Regions from separate parts of the Homo sapiens genome. Here region 2 is linked to region 1. A link is a loop called in an ENCODE intact Hi-C map of the cell type or tissue named here. Cell type or tissue: IMR-90. All regions are shown on one strand. Links, peaks and the distances in the headings refer to the core of each region. The heading gives the core; the rest is flanking DNA. Region 1 overlaps SCARB2 (scavenger receptor class B member 2). Region 2 overlaps SHROOM3 (shroom family member 3).

Region 1 (8,340 bases), core at 63-8,062:
AGGCCAGAGGAAAGGAATTGGTTGAGCTCAGGTCCCATAGCAACCTTGACTGATGGTCTTACACAGCTGTACAATACAAGAGAGGAAAGCAAATCAGGGCTATTACCAGCAGAAAGCGGAATGGTTGTCTAACAAATGAAAAGTCCACTGCAAACACTGAACTTCAAGCTGTGTAAGTGGTTTAACACGGAAGTGTCTATCAAATTTTTAAATATATTCTTTGTAAACTGGAAGGGCATGTAATTTATCATTAGATTTGGCTTTGGTTAGAGGCATTTGTTAGAGGCATTAGCTGGTTTCATCCTACAGGCGTTTCTTAGGTACCTGTTAGGAGAGGTTGTCTCATACAGAGAGAGGAGCACCTTGTGCTAATGAGAAAGACTTGGGATCAAGTTCTCACTCTTCTGCCTGTGCTCTGTGTCCCCAGCTGTGAAGTGGGGCAATACTACATGCTGTATTTGTACTACATACTTGTAAGGATTAAATAAAATAAAATAATGTGGGTTAAACTCTTTGAAGAGCTATGCAAGGGTCAGCTATTTATAGGATTAGTGGGCATAGCTTGGTGCTTAGTGTGATATGATGTGTGATATGTGTATATGTGATAGGAAGTATGCTTCCTTCTATACACTTGACAGAGTATAGGATATAGACATGTGATATGATGAAATATATATTTAGTCTTCCTCCATTTCCTGGCATACAGCTCCTAAGATCCTTGGAATCGCTTAAGTGATAAGTGTCTTTTTGTATGCTAGTGAATTGACTGATGACTGGCAGCCTCTATGGCTCCTGGATGGGAGCTGGTCCTGAAAGAAGAGGACAGGATTAGAGGGTTGGGACTTTCAGCCCCACCCCCCAACCTCCCAGGAGGGGAGAGGGGCTGAAAGTTGGGTTGATCACAAATGGCCAGTGATTTAATCAATCATGCCTATGTAATGTAGCTTCCATAAAAAACCAAAAGGACTGAATTTGGAGAGTTTCCAGAGAACCAAACATGGGGAGGTTCCTGGAGAGTAGCGAGCCTGCAGAGGGCATGGAAGTTCTGAGCTCCTTCCCCTACACCTTGCCCAGTGCATCTCTTCATCTGTATACTTTGTAATATCCTTTATAATAAAATGTAAGTGTTTCCCTGAGTACTCTGGGCTGTTCTAGCAAATTAATTGAGCCCAAGCACAGGGGGATGGGAACCCCAATTTATAGCCATTAGTTCAGAAGCACAGGTAAAACAGCCTGGGGCTTTTGATTGGCATAGGAGGTGGAAGGCAGTCTCAACCTGTAGAATCTGATGCTATGTCCAAGTAGAAAGTATCAGAATTGAATTGAATTGGAGGACACTGCAGAATTATTGGTGCAGAGAAAACGCCACACACTTCTTGGTGACCAGAAGTCTCAGAAGTCTTAGAAGTCTTCTGTGTAAGTTGTTACAGTATGAGAGCACAGAAAAAAATGGTTTGTTTTTTCTACTGGAGAAGATACAAAGACTCATCTATTTGTATGCATCTATATGAATGCATTTATTTTCTCATCTGTTTTTATTTTAAAGTCTAGAAGGGATTTAAGAGGTATAAAGAGATACAATATACAGACAGTCCTTGACTTATGATGGTTCAACTTGAATGATGTTTTGACTTCGCGATTGTGTGAAAGTGATGTATTTGGCATGCCCCTCCAATGACGATAGAGTTACATCCAGATAAACCCATTGTAAATTGGAAAGATACTAAGTTGTTGAATCAAAAACAAACTTTCAACTTACGATGTTTTCAACTTATGATGGGTTTACTGGGACATAACTCCATCATCACCGAGGCGCATTTTTACGTACCAGTTTCAGCCTTCAGCTTGCTTGCAGTCTACCTGAGGCTACATGATAATTTCACAATCTAAATGATGTCACTCAGAAGTTTCTAATTGAATGCTAAAGACATGTACGGACATCCACAGGTGGGTGAGAAAAATCCCTGTGCTGCTATGGTTGGGAAAGGCCTCAGAGGAGGTGTGGGTAGCCCAGCTGGCCAATGCCTTCCTAACCTGTGCTCTTAAATTAGCTCTGTTCAATAGAAATATTACATGAACCACATGTGTAATTTAAGATTTTAAGATTTTCTAGTAGCCACATTTTTTAAAAAGTAGAAGGAAGCAGGTAAAATTAATTTTGATAATATATTTTAATTTTACCCATTATAACTGAAATAGCATCATTTCAATATATAATCAATATAAAAAAAGGTTGGCACTGTTTTTGAAATTCTGTATATATTTTACACTTACAGCAAATCTCAATTCCAGTTAGCCACAGTTTAAGTACTCAGTAGTCACATGTGACTAGTGGCTACCATGTCAGACATAATAACCCTAGCTGGTTTAGGAAGAAGGAAAGATAAGCAAAGGGAAAGAAACAAAAGTCACTGGAATTTATTGAACACCTACTATGTACCAGGCAGGGCTAGGGCTAGGGCTAGTGTGAGGCATTTGATGAACAAAAGATCAGATTCTGTTTTTATTTAAAATTTTGTTCATCATAAATTTTTGGCATAAATTTTGGTTTTAATAAATAGTGCATTAAACTATTTATCTTGATTACTACTTGTTTAGGCACCTCTTACATCACTCACACTGACTCTAGGCCCAGCCCTGGCACCAGGCGCTTTCTAAGAACTTTCTAATGCTTCATTTGGGGGCTCTAACTTGAACCAAACTGTGCTGTATATCAGAAACAGAGACCGGGTGTGGTAGCTCATGCCTGTAATGCCAGCATTTTGGAAGGTCGAGGCAGGAGGATCACTTGAGTCCAGGAGTTCAAGACCAGCCTGGGTAGCATAGTAAGACCTCATCTCTACAAAAAAATAAAACAATTAGCTGGGTGTGGTGGCATGCTTCTGTACTTCTAGCTACTTGGGAGGCTGAGGTGGGAGGATTGTTTGAGCCCAGGAGGCTGAGGCTGCAGTGAGCTGTAGTCATGCCACTGCACTCCAGCCTGGGCAACAGAGCGAGACCCTATCTCAAAAAAAGAAACAGGAGTGAACTCCTGTAATTTACTAAGCCTTGGGCATTATTTTTTAAAATAAAATTTCAATTTAATTCAATGTAGAAACAAGAAGACATTGGTAAACAAATTGAAATTCAAACTAAATCTGTGAACCAAACTGAAAATTTTGAAAATACTTCAGGACCAAACCATAACCCAGGAGAGAGTTCATCGGCTTTGATTCCCGGTCAAGGTGACCCTCAACTATTGCACCTCCCTAATCAGGGAAGAAAAGAAGGAAAACAAAGTTTTTGAGAAGACTCTATCCTAGGCCTCGTTTCCTTCCCACATTATAGCTTCGATCTCCAGCTTTTTAAGGCTTAGTAGCTGCAGTCTCTATATAATGTTATATTGGGAATGTTATATTGAAAATATAACTTGGATGCTGAAAGAAAGGAAAAGTCTTGCTTATTAAAGTGGTGTCTATTTTCAAATAAAACCCTTTTCTTTCTTTTAGGGAACTCAGAAACAAAGCAAATATTCAATTTGGAGATAATGGAACAACAATATCTGCTGTTAGCAACAAGGCCTATGTTTTTGAACGAGACCAATCTGTTGGAGACCCTAAAATTGACTTAATTAGAACATTAAATATTCCTGTATTGGTAAGTAGGCATTTTAATACCATTAAGTTGGATTTTGGAAGAAAGGAAAAAGCTAAGTTAATGCTCTTTATGATTTTACATTTAGGAGCCATTAAGTTATGTTGAAATATACATATATAAAAAGAAAAATACTTCTTTTCTTTTCTTTAAAGTACATCTTGGACTTTTTTCTAAGATGTATCAAATAAGGTCTTTTCAAATGATGACAAAATTCAGATTTTAGGATTTGTTTTCATAATTTCTTCCTGGGTGTTCAGGATTAGCAATTGTGCAAATAAATATGCCCCTAGGATTTTTTGGTAGCTAATAATTTTAAAAATGTTTATTTGCCCCTTGTTTTCATTCAGAAATTCTAGCAATGAAATTTGTATACCATTTCTTACTTCAGATTTTTATGTTGGATTTTATACTCTCAAAATTCATAAATTGACACCAGAAATCAATAGACTGGCAGCCTACTGTGATTTCAGTGGGCTCTGTTTATAATGGTAATTCTACCTAATAACGACACCTATTCTACATCTATTCTATACTGAGACCCATGAGACTTTCTTTTTTTTTAAATTAAATTAATTTATTTATTATTAATTTTTTTTGAGACAGGGTCTTGCTCTGTCGCCCAGGCTGGAGTGCAGTCAGTGGCTCCATCACAGCTCACTGAAGCTTCTACCTCCTGGGCTCCAGGGATCCTCCTGTGTCGGCCAGGGACTCCAGGCGTGAACCACTGTTCCTGGGCTGGCCCAGTAAACATTCTAATTCACCTACACCAACCCCTGCCGACTCTCCCACCCTAACCCCTAGGTGACCGCTCCATATGCAGCTGGACACTGATGATGGACCCAGGACCTAGACAGTATGAGGTCCCTGCCACCTAGTCCCAGGGGTGTAGGTCGGGTTTATAATGAGCCTCTGGCCCTGCTTAGGCGGAAGGTAGCGCCACCTTGTGGCCAAAGATGCCCACATGTTTACAAGAGCTTTTCCCCTTTTGTGGTGTCTGGATAACTCAGAGCCTGCAAATGGTCTCTTTGTAAATATTACACTTACAAAATGCAGTACTGGGAAAGGACAGAGAAGAGGCTTTGTCTTCCATATGCAGCCAGAAAGGAGCTCACTGCCTGATTTTTCAGCTATTTAATCTCAACCTTTACATTTATATTTCCAACCCCCTTTGCTATGGGGTAGTAGGAGAGAGTGGATGGAGGTGCTTTGGAGGGGATGCTGCTGTCTTAATATACCTCTGCTCCGCAGACTGTCATAGAGTGGTCCCAGGTGCACTTCCTCAGGGAGATCATCGAGGCCATGTTGAAAGCCTATCAGCAGAAGCTCTTTGTGACTCACACAGTTGACGAATTGCTCTGGGGCTACAAAGATGAAATCTTGTCCCTTATCCATGTTTTCAGGCCCGATATCTCTCCCTATTTTGGCCTATTCTATGAGGTAAGTAGATTTTTCTTTTCAGAACCTCTTTTTTTAGCTGACAGTGGGTTGGGGCACCCCAAGCCAGATTAACTTTGAGTTTCTTCTAGAAATTGCCTAGAGTTAAGTTATCTTATAGAGTGTGTGAAAAATGGAGTGTTTTTTGGAAAGAAAAAAAACTTGAGGCCGGGTGCGGTGGCTAATGCCTGTAATTCCAGGACTTTGGGAGACCGAGGTGGGTGGATCATTTGAGGTTAAGACTTTGAGACCAGCCTGGCCAACATGGCAAAACTCTATCTCTACTAAAAATACAAAAATTAGCCAGCTGTGGTGATGTACACCTGTAATCTCACCTACTCAGGAGACTGAGGCAGGTAAGTTGCATGAACCCAGGAGGCAGAGGTTGCAGTGAGCTGAAATTACACCACTGTACTCCAGCCAGGGTGACAGAGCAAGACTCTGTCTAAAAAAGCCAAAAAAAAAACAAAAACAAAAACAAAAACAAAAACCCTGGAGTGCAGTGGATAGTTGGGAAGTTGGTAAAAGATAAAATAACCCCAGGAAGAGGATTAGATTAGGGGTGTGCTCTGGGATTGTGATGGGTCTCCTCAGCTTTAAATTTGTAGCTGTTTTCTGGCTCTGCCTGTTCAAGAGTCTTACCCTCTTCATGTAATCCTGTAGCATTCCAGTTTTTATGGCAAACAGCAATAATTGTGTCCCTGGGCCTTCAAGGTTATATAAAACGTAGAAATTGTTAAAATAGAATTGTGAGCAAGTTTTAAAAAATTATATGTGTGAGAGACAGGAGTCCTAAAAGTAGGGCCTCACCAACTCTGAATGCATCATTCGGGAGAAGCAGACCAGGCAGGAGTTCCCTAGAGGGTCCTGTCTCAGAGGAATACAGCTTCACAGGACCAGAGGAAGCACAGATTTCCTGTCAAGCCCTGACTGAACCTCCCTTCTAGAAATAATTTCAGGAGAGCCTCCTACTGAGAGATATTATGCAAAGGTTCCCTCGAGGCCCTTTTGTTCCCAGTGGCTTCAATCCATCAGCCAAGTAGATCTTGTTGCTAATATCTCACTGTTTCTCAGATAATTTGCATTATATAACTCACTTTTTTTGTTTTTACATCATTGAATTCACCAGACTGATAGCCACACTATCTTATGTGGTTGTGAGGATTTCATGAGATGATTCATGCAAAAATTTTAGAACAGAGCCAGGAATATTATACTCAACAATTGTTCACTCCTATTATTATAGAGGAGCTACTACCTGTGCTATTTCTGAGAAATCATAGCTACATGCCCAAATAAAGAATTTTAGGAATGTAGTGTCTGTATGTGCCCTTAAGAAGTATAACTTGGAGAGAATATACAATTGAAGAAACCTTAATTGAAAATAGGGCTATATTAATACCGTCTTCTTCCAGTGTAGCTATTCTGGTATAATTGGTCCTGGTCCTGGACTTAGGCTTTTAAATTTGTTATTATTGAGAAATAATTCACTTACTATAACATTTACCATTTTAAAATGTACAATTCAGTAGTCCTTAGTATAGTCACAAGGTTGTGCAACCATTACTGCTAATTCCAGAACATTTTCATTATCCCAAAAAAGAAACTGCATACTCTCTTAGCAGTCACTCCTATTCCTGTCTTACTCTCCCAGGCCCTGGCAACCACTAATCTACTTTCTGGCTCTGTGAATTTGCATATTCTGGACATCTCATATAAATGGAGTCATATAATATATGCCCTTCTGTGTCTGCTTTTTAAATTTAGTGTAATGTTGTCAGGGTTCATCCATGTTGTAGCATGTATCAGTGTTCCATTCCTTTTTATAACTGAGGAATATTCCGTTGTGTAGATATACCACATTTTGCTTATCCATTTATCAGTTGATGGACATTTGGGTTGTGTTCCTTCTTGGCTATTATTAGAAGTGCTGCTATGAATATTTGTTCATACAAGCTTTTATATGAACATTGGGTATATACCTTGAAGTGGAATTCTCTTGAGTATATACATAGGTGTGGAATTTTGGAGTCCTATGAATTCTGTTTAACTTTGTTAAGAACTGACAAACTGTTTTCTGCAGTGACTGCAACATTTTTATATTCCTGCTAGCAATGTATAAAGGTTCCAATTTCTCCACATCCTCACCAACGCTTACTATTTTTCTTTTTTTTTTTTTTAATTGCCCTCCTAGTGGGTGTGAAGTGGTATCTCATTGTGGTTTTGATTTGCATTTCCCTAATGACTAATGATGCTGAACATGTTTTTATGTGCTCTCTGGCCATTAGTATATTTTCTTTTCAGAAATGTCTCTTCAAATCCTTTGCCCATTTTAAAATTGAGCTCCTACTTTTTAAAACCATAAAATAATAATATGGTTAATATAGTATTTAGCAAAATAGTCACTATTTTCTGGTCCTGGTTCAGTCTTGTGTAGCAGTTAGGCCCTAGTAGGACAGTTAGATGAAGATTAAATTTTTTAGTTACTGTATCAGTTAGGGTTGCCAGAGAAACTGAATCAAGAGGGTGTATATGTAGAGATGAGAAAGAGGGAGAGAAAGAAATTTATATTATGGAATTGGCTTATGTGATTATGGGAGCTGGTAAGTCTGAAATCCATAGAGCAGGCCAGCAGCTGGAAACTCAGGTAAAAGTTGATGATGTGGTCTTGAGTTTGAAATCTGTAGGGTGGGCTGCAACCTGGAAATCCAGGCAGAATTTCGATGTTGCAGTCTTGAGGAGAATTCCTCCTCTAAGAAACCTCTGTTTTTGCTTGTAAGGCTTTGAACAGATTGGAGGGGGCCCAGCCACTCATTATTGAGGGTAACCTCCCTTAAAGTTAACGGATTGTAGATATTAATCACACCTACAAAATACCTTCACCACACCATCTGGGCTAGTGTTTGACCAAACAACTGGGCACCATAGTCTAGCCAAGTTGTCATAAAATTATCACAGTTACTTTAAATGATCATATTCACATATTTTCAGAAAAATGGGACTAATGATGGAGACTATGTTTTTCTAACTGGAGAAGACAGTTACCTTAACTTTACAAAAATTGTGGAATGGAATGGGAAAACGTAAGTCAAATGATTTATCAGTGGAATTATTTTTTCAGTTTTCATTTAAACTACATGTCTACTTCTACATTGCTTAAAAATGTGTTTAGCCTTTTTTGGATGAAAAATATAAAAACATGTAAATAGTCTTGTAATTATTATTCTACAAATCAAGATGGTGGTAAAACATCTTACAGATTAAATATTA
Region 2 (8,340 bases), core at 113-8,112, 580 kb before region 1:
CAGCCTCTGCCTGTCGGGCTCAAGCGATCCTCCCACCTCAGCCTCCCAAGTAGCTCAGACCACAGGTGTGTGCCACCATGCTCAGCTAATTTTTTAGTTTTTTAATTTTTTTTTTTTTGAGATGGAGTCTCGCTCTGTCGCCCAGTCTGGAGTGCAGTGGCACGATCTCAGCTCACTGCAACCTCTGCCTCCTGGGTTCAAGCAATTTTCCTGCCTCAGCCTTCCGAGTAGCTGGGATTACAGTTGTGCGCCAACACACCTGGCTAATTTTTTATATTTTTGGTAGAGATAGGGTTTCACTATATTGCTCAGGCTGGTCTCGAACTCCTGGGCTCCAGCAATCCTCCTGCCTTGGCCTCCCAAAGTGCTGGGATTACAGGTGTGAGCCACTGTGCCTGGCTTAAGCTTGGTGATTTTTTATTTAATCATGAGCCTTTGTTACATTCCAAAATATCAAACTACTTGAAGCACCCTTCTTTATCATACACATTCCATGCTTTTTCTTATCTTTTGGTTTCTCCTTATGCTTTTCCTTTTGTCTCGAATGCTCCTGACTCCTACCGATACATTCTTCAATGCTGATCTCAGGTTTTATCTTCCTGGAGGAGGTAAAATCTGACTCTACTCTCTTGAGTCAGGAACTGCTCCTTTGGGCTCCCCCAGTAGAGTCCATGTGTCTATCAGAAGACCAATAATGTAGTGCTAAAATAATCCACCTCTCTTGCCAGTCTAAAGTTCCAGGAAAGCAGACACAGTGTCTTATTCATGTTTGTATGCCCAAGGCAGAGCACAGTGTCTGAAACAGAGAAGGTGTGTTCTCACTAAGCATTTATGAGCCTAACATTTTACACTCACAAAGTGATGCAAACCCTCAGGCCACTTACAGCCTTAGAAGAAAGGATTGAGGGAAGAAGGAACCGAAGGAAATTCTAACTGGATGTGGAGGCCTCATTAACTAAATGGCCTTTTCTCATCTTTCTTTATCCCTGAAGAGCCAGATAAGCCCACAGGGCAAGTGGGTATCATCCCCCTGGTGCTGTGGGCAACATTTTCCACAGTGAAGAGAGAAAACAAATGTGAGCTGTTTTTCCTCGTAAGAGTCTGATTTAGGAAAGTGCCTAGCCTTGTTGGCAATAAGGCACCTTCTCACTGAACATCTTAACATGAAAGATACCAGATGCCATCAACATTTGCATACTTACATGACATTGCCTTAAACACTTCTCTGTTAAGATATTATATGCTCTTACACCCTGCAGCTCAAAAAGCACATTCATATATGTCAGTTAATTTGACCCCACAACTATTATGTGAGAGATCATTACCACTTCCATTTTATTAAGAAAAAAGGGTCAAGAAAGGACAAACTAGTTGCTTAACTTCCAGATTTTTTTTTCTTCTGAATTCTAATACCATGATCTCCCATCCAAGTACTAACCAGGCCTGACCCTGGTCAGCTTCTGAGATCAAATGTGTTGAGGATAGCAAGGCCATAGACTCGAATCCTATAACCTTTCCACAGTGGGCTTCTGGATATTTTTCTTCAGTTAAACGGTAAACTCCAACTTGGGAGTTTTGCACTTTATAACTTCATGAAACAAATGTTTATTGAGCACGTGCTAGGTGCCAGGCCCTGGTTATGTGGCTGTGACATTTCCTCTCCCTAAGATCTCTTCCACCCTGAGTGGGGTTTTGTCTTCCTAAGCCCGTGACTCCCCCAAAAGGCACTCCAAATGACTCGAAACTCCTCAGTCCTCAAGTCACGGACACTGCTGTTCTCATATTTTTGGTTTAAAATGGGTTTTAACTGGTTTTAATCTCAAACTCTAGCTCTGGTTAGTTATACCCAGAGAACCTCCAGTTTAGCTCAGTTCCCAGGGCAGCAAGGTTTAAAGGCAGCTGACCTGGGAGCAATTTTTAGCAGGCTTTGGGGTCAGAAAGACATAAGGTTAAATCTGACTTTAGCATCTATTAACTGTGTGACCCCAGCCCTTAAATTCTCTAATTCTGATTAGCATAAAATGTGGTAGTACAAGTGTCAGAGGAGTTTTGTGCAAGTAAGATAGTACAGCATTGTGTTGAAAAGAAAATCAAATACATAGCCCACACTTGGAATGAAATACATACTACCTAATGTTGTTTCCCGTGAGGATGGATGAATTCTCTATTTCTTCATATTCTCAGTCTAAAAATACTTTTTGCCACATAATGCTTCGAGTGAGAGGGTGATAATTGAAAGTGATGGGAAAACAGTTAATTGGGTACACATGGACATAAATATGGGACCAGCAGACACTGGGGAATAAAAGAGGGTTGGAAGGAAAGGGGACAAAGGTTAAAAAACTACCTATTGGGTACTATGCTCGCTACCTGGTTGATGCATACAATCATACAGCAAGCCTCAGGATCATGCAATATACCTTTGTAACAAACCTGCCTATGCCCCGATTCTAAAATAAAACTTAGAAAAAAAAACACTTAAAAATTAAGATAGGGAGGAAAAGCAATGAGTATTTGCCACACTGCAACTGTAAAGCAGGTATGCCCAAAGGCAGAAAACAAAATAACAAAAAAATTGTGTAAAACGTTCAGTTAAAGATGCCATGGCAACGTGATACATGTAAGGGTGTATACATAGCTCTCTCTTTGGGATAAATATAGACAGACCAAAAGCCAAGTGGTCTTATTTGCAATCAGGGGACCCGTTAAATGAAGTGCTCAGCAGTGCTGGGGTAGGTATATATATCAGGGGTATACAATGACAAGTATGTAAATAGGAAAACTTTGGGCTAGCAGGGAGCTTGCTACTACAATGGTTGCATCAGCATGTTAGCCATGACCCAGAGGTGCTGCAAAGATCCCTCCTGTCCAGTTACCCTCTGCTCCTAGGGTCTATATCCTGTGGTTTCATTCCAACAGACAAGACAGCTTGGGACACATTGTAGATCAAATGAAATAAAATCACCCTAGAAAGTTTCTCCTGGAATCAGGATCACTGAAAACCACTTACCTTCCAGGCTCAGCAAGAAGCAAGCAAGCTTTCCTTTGCAGCACACATGCCTGAGCTGCATAGAGAGCTGCAAGCACAGCAGAAGGCAGCCCCTCTGGTGCTATAGAGAAAGTGGAAGGCGAGAACTTTCTCCCCTGCAGACACAGCCCAGTTTAGATCTCCATGGCATGTGGGAAGACAGCAGCAGCATCACGGTCATTTTTTAAGTGTCTTAACATTTGAAATCTCTGTAGGAGTATCAAATGCTAACAACTAGATTCCAGCACTGCACTTTCAAGCTATTCGCTGAAGTCCCTCAAAAAGGGCTGGGGAAGATATAAAGGTTAATATTACTTTTTCTCAGAAGTGTCATTTAACAATTGGCCTCCTTCCCTAAAAAAAGTTTCTAGATTTTAAAATTTTCCTTTTGACTATGAAACAAGAAAATTACACACACCGTTGGCACTGGCCAACCAGCAGCTGAGAACAGTGTCGGGGTCCTGGTGCTGGATTAGGAGGCTAGGGACTTGGGTTCAAGTCCTGGCTATGAGACTTCTAATAATCCCTCTAAGCTTCACTTCTGTTATTTGTAAAAACGAAAAGTACAGTAGCTTACCTGCCCTGCCTACTCACAGAAAAGCTAAGAGGAAATTAGTTAAAGTGCCATGTAAATCCAAAGTCTAATGATTTTGGTGCAATCTGGTGATGTGACAGGTCCTTTCCCCACCTGCCTCAAGAGGCCCAGTCACCACGCTGATTACATGGACCTTGTCAATTTTTCTGAGGAAAGCTGAACAAGGGCATCCCATTCTTTATTTACCTTCTTTTCATTGACATCTGCCTGTTCCTCTTCCTCATTCACTTCTGCTGGCATCTCTTTGATTTTGTTCAGTAGCTCAGCCTTGGGAGCAGACACACTGTAGTAGGCAGGGCAGTTAACCAACATGCTCACTGCTTCCTTGTCTTCATTCCTGGGCCAAAAAGAGCACAAAGTATAGCCACACAGATCACGCCAGAGGCTTTGTTTCACTGCAGATGTCAGTCCATTCAGAAGTGCGTAACAATTCTATTTAATTTCTTTCCCAGAAATTAGGATAAACTAGTAACTGTTAACTAATGAGTGATTACTATGTACAGGGCTGTTGAAGCCAGGCAAACTTGGGATGGAAAACCACCAAAAGCAGCATTAGGGATGACAGTGGGAGTCAAGGCTATGGCCTCGCCAGCTGACTCTGGAGAAGACATTTAACCTCTCTGCTTTTGTGATTCATATAAGAACGACACTGACTCCTTATTTCAGAGAAAGGCAGTGTGGAACCATGACTCAATCAATGTGAAAGTATTTTCAAGGTGCTGCACAAACCTCAGGTTTTAGGTCAATTATTTCCTATACTCCTTTGGTTACATGTAATCTTTCTAGTGCCTACTATGCACTGTTGCTTGAACACACAAAATTTTTCCTTCTCAAGTGTGCCTGCTATCCCATATAATCCTGGGAAATCTGCAGTTTGCTGGTCCGCAGTGAACTAATACAAGATATAAAATCTACTCATTGATAATATAATAGGGATGTTTTAAGGCTGAAGAAAAAACTCAGAATTGAGAAACCTGCTATCTAGTAGTTCTCTGTTTTACCACATTTGAGTTGCCTTTCAGCCTATAATTCATATCCTACCCACTGAATAAATGACTCTATGGAAGTACGATTCTCTTGGAGAGGAACTTTATTTAATCTTGTGATATTATTTAACATCTAGCCCATCATTTTACTATGAAATTAGGAACCACACACACAAAAAATCATCTTTACTAGTTTCCTGCTTGATAACTGTCCCAGTAAGCAACAATGACCACATTTAATCCAGTTAATTGAAAGACAGGGAAAAGATTTTCTGATACATTTTTGTTTGTTTTTGTTTTCAGATATGTCCACCGCATTACAAATGGGATTCTCTGGCATCTGACCAACCCTCACAATGGCTACTGGCCATCTCATGCCCAACAGGACAATGCTTATTTCCACCAGGAGATGGCGCATGCCTTTTTTTTTTTTTTTTTAAATCCCCAGGAAGGTCTCAGTGCTGCAAAAGCTCCATGACCATTCTGCTTCTAAACTGACGGAGCAAACATATATTTCCAGTGGTAATGCTAGGAAATACTTTGCTAAGGATGTTACTTTGGTCCTTCAGCCAGTGGTCAGAGAACAGAATGACCATACTGCAACCACCCATGGTGAACTGACTGGCACACCTACAAAAATCTTATCTTTGGGGTCCCCATAGTACCCAGTGGATTGCCTTGCACATTGTAGGTGCTCAGTATGTGTTTGCTAAAGACATGACCCTGGATAAATCACTTCACCTCAATTAGTCTGTTTCCCAAATCTGAAAATAAAAGCAGTGAAATGGACAAGGTGACAGTTAAGGCCTTGAATCAGAAGAGCCTCTGACAATGTGACAAATAGCTTGTAAGTATCACATAGCTCTTTCCTTTCTCTCTCCCCCATAAAATGAAACGTGGTGTTCCTGTTAGTAATTTAGTTAGGATCAGTTGGAAATTTTTAAAATGCAATCCCAAATTTGGATAAAATGTTCTGTTTTTATTTAGTCTGGAAGCCACTAACTGCTGAGTCCCAGACTGTCAATCCACAAAGATTTCACTGAAAATTTAAGAGAAAATGAAAGCTACTCAGTCTTTCTCATAGTAGTCTTTTAAGGAAATAAAACATGCAAGAAAATACTGCAGTAACCCAGGAGAAATGAAAAGCACAGACTGCACACTGGGACACGTGTTACATGGCTGGCTCAAGGAGCTTCAGAAGCAGAGGCTCACGGACTGGGCCAAACCAGACAGTGCGCTCCTACTCAGACCTTTCCTGATTTTCAGGATTTGCGCCAACACCCACCTTAATGCCTCAGAGGTAAGGGTCAGTGTAGTACACGAATCTATTTCTCTAGGCTCTCCTCCTTACAAAGCCCTTCCCCTCTCAGTCTTGGCAAGACGTTGGCCACGCTCACCACTTCCACTTGCTCCTTTCCCAGCACCGAGCTCTGAGGGCCTCTCTGCCAGAGCAGCTCTGATACAGAACCGGCAAGTACACCTTTGCTGAGCTGGGGGCACTGTGTAATTGCTGGAGACAGGCACAGTCATGGGGCTGTGATCAAATCCAGGTGCCATCACTCACATGTTCAATGACCTTGGTGAGCATGGTCTTAATTCCTCTGTACTTCAGTTTCCTCATTTGTAAATGGAGGTAAAATTGGTAGCCACCTCAGAAAGTTCTTGTGAAAATTAAATAATGTTGATATAAATAAATTAATACAATGTTTGACACACAACGTTAACAATGGGTACTAATGGCAATTATTATAATTATTACTATTACTTTCTTTGTTGTTGCATATCTGTCCCACATCCTCACTGCCAGAGCCATTCCTCCAAGACTGAGATAAAATGTCACTCTTGGTTCAGGAGCTGTGGCAGTAGGAGAACATCAGGCAACTAGTCCTAGACTTATCATCATCCCCATGGAAGGAGTGTGATTGTAAGTCTCTCTGAGGACATCACCAGGGACTTACCTCTTGCCTTCACATCCTGAAGAGCTGACAGTTCTCTGTATGGCCTTCCTCTTTACACTGTTTTCCTTCAGCAAGTTCACATCTCGGGGAAACAAACCTTCCATCAGGTCCATTGTTGTCTTCAGCCTGGAGTCTGGATCCAAAATGTCTGCTAGAGATTTGTCTTGGTGGACAATTTCCTTGGCCAAAGCCTCTGTTCTGATGTCTTCTGAACTCTTCTGAGGATCAGGACTGACTTTCTTTTCTAAACCCTGAGTTCCACTGACTGGATCATGGCTGAGGCTTTGAGTCTGGATGGGTGCTGGCTGCCCACCAAGAGACCCAGCAAGTTGGGCGTGAACGCTCATGAAGGAGGGTGGTGTGGACTCAGCCTCTGAACCCTTGATAGAAGTTTGGAGTCTGGAAGCCAGTGTCTGACTACCTACCACATGGGCTGCACCAGGCATGTGCCTTTCCCTTGCAATTGTCACTTTAGAAAGTTTGTTGAAGCTGCCAGGGATATTTAAAAAAAAAAAAAAAAGAGAGAGAGAGAAAGAGAGAGTGATAAGAGAAGGGTGATGATAAGAGGGTGGAGAAAGACTGAGGGAGAAGCTTTCCACATCAGGGCTGTAGCTTTCCACATCTTCCACATGTTACTGACAGAGCTAATGTTAAAGAATATGGCTTCTGATTATAAGTGGGTCTCCTGATACTGAACCCCGAAACTAAAAACATTTACCTACCTAGTCACAGGTCATGCTAGACACACAAACATACATAGATATATACATAGGAGTAGGGTGAGATAGTCACATTTGAGATCAACCCCTTCTTTAGAAAACAACAGCACTCTAAAGGGGCTCCTGAGCCCAGCAGCTGGTCAGGAGGTTGTCATCTCCTGAGGAAGATGGACTAGGAATTCAGTTCTGGTGAATGTTGCTGTTAGATTCCAGAGATTTCTGAAAGGTCTAGGTTAACAGGGGTAGTGGTAGTAAGTCACTCTTGTGGTGTTTAAAGAAAGCCACTCAAAAGGTGCTGTCAGGCAATGTGTTTTTTTGGTGTTTTGAGAGATTACTTGTTCTAGGGACTATGTGTTGGGGAATGCTTCTTTCTCATTCTCCTAGCTTCCAAGAGGTTTTCCCTAAACATTACTGACCTTGAGCCCTACTCTTTATTCCTCCCTATGGACATGGAGTGATTTTGGAAAGAGAAGCTGAGCATTCACATCCCAGTCTCTCTTCTCTTTTGAGACTGAGGCTGCCTCAAGGCTGTATATATTAATATCTATGTGTATTTGTGTGTCTAACATGACCTTTGATGAGGTAGGTAAAGCTGTTTAACTTGGGGGTTCAGTATCAAGAGACCCACTTACAATCTGAAGCCATATTCTTTAATGTTAGCTCTGTCAGTAATAAAAGTGATGTTTTTGTCTTCTATATGCCCTCCTCTTTTGTCTTATTTCCTAACTGATTCAGAACTCATCCAGGGAGGAGGGATTTACTTGGACCGCCTAAGCCTATCCTGTCCCCAGAAGTGAAATGTGCCCCTTGGGTCCCAGCTTTCATTTCTGCCACCCTGACTCCTCAGTACCCAATGACACTGGTCCAACTACCTCCTGAGGCAAACAGATCAACAGTGTCCTGAGCTGAGCTGTATAGAAACATCTCCATGCCAGGGTTCTTCTGTGGCCAGCAGAAGGACCTGGGCCACCTGGGGCATGACACTCTCCTGTTAGTGGGGGAAAGCTGCCCAGTCTGCTCACTCACCTGGGGCGTGGCCCCTCGGGATCCTCAC

Evidence for each region. A loop is a pair of places that touch in the nucleus more often than their neighbours do. Peaks named below come from ENCODE experiments on the same cell type or tissue, not always from the same donor. Only the 100,000 strongest peaks of a DNase experiment are listed, where the experiment ranks them.
Region 2: it touches region 1 in a loop (4-fold over the local background); 7 of 110 quality-filtered maps call a loop at or near these places.

Annotation. Positions count from the first base shown.
Region 1 is chr4:76,176,250-76,184,589 of GRCh38, reverse strand. It overlaps SCARB2 (scavenger receptor class B member 2), which reads left to right. Exons shown (of 12, transcript NM_005506.4): 3 at 3,489-3,636; 4 at 4,885-5,073; 5 at 8,062-8,153. Among named protein-coding and RNA genes, the nearest start is that of NUP54, 32 kb to the right of the region's middle. RefSeq lists a silencer at 4,463-4,522. In IMR-90, for the core only: a CTCF peak has its summit at 4,572 (motif pointing left); a DNase peak (open chromatin) is centred at 4,579.
Region 2 is chr4:76,755,165-76,763,504 of GRCh38, reverse strand. SHROOM3 (shroom family member 3) reads right to left here. Exons shown (of 11, transcript NM_020859.4): 7 at 8,313-8,340; 8 at 6,568-7,056; 9 at 3,810-3,960. The region is part of intron 1 of SHROOM3-AS1 (SHROOM3 antisense RNA 1); the gene reads left to right. Among named protein-coding and RNA genes, the nearest start is that of SHROOM3-AS1, 43 kb to the left of the region's middle. RefSeq lists a silencer at 4,372-4,441. In IMR-90, for the core only: a CTCF peak has its summit at 5,001 (motif pointing right); a DNase peak (open chromatin) is centred at 5,014; H3K27ac peaks cover 3,493 bases.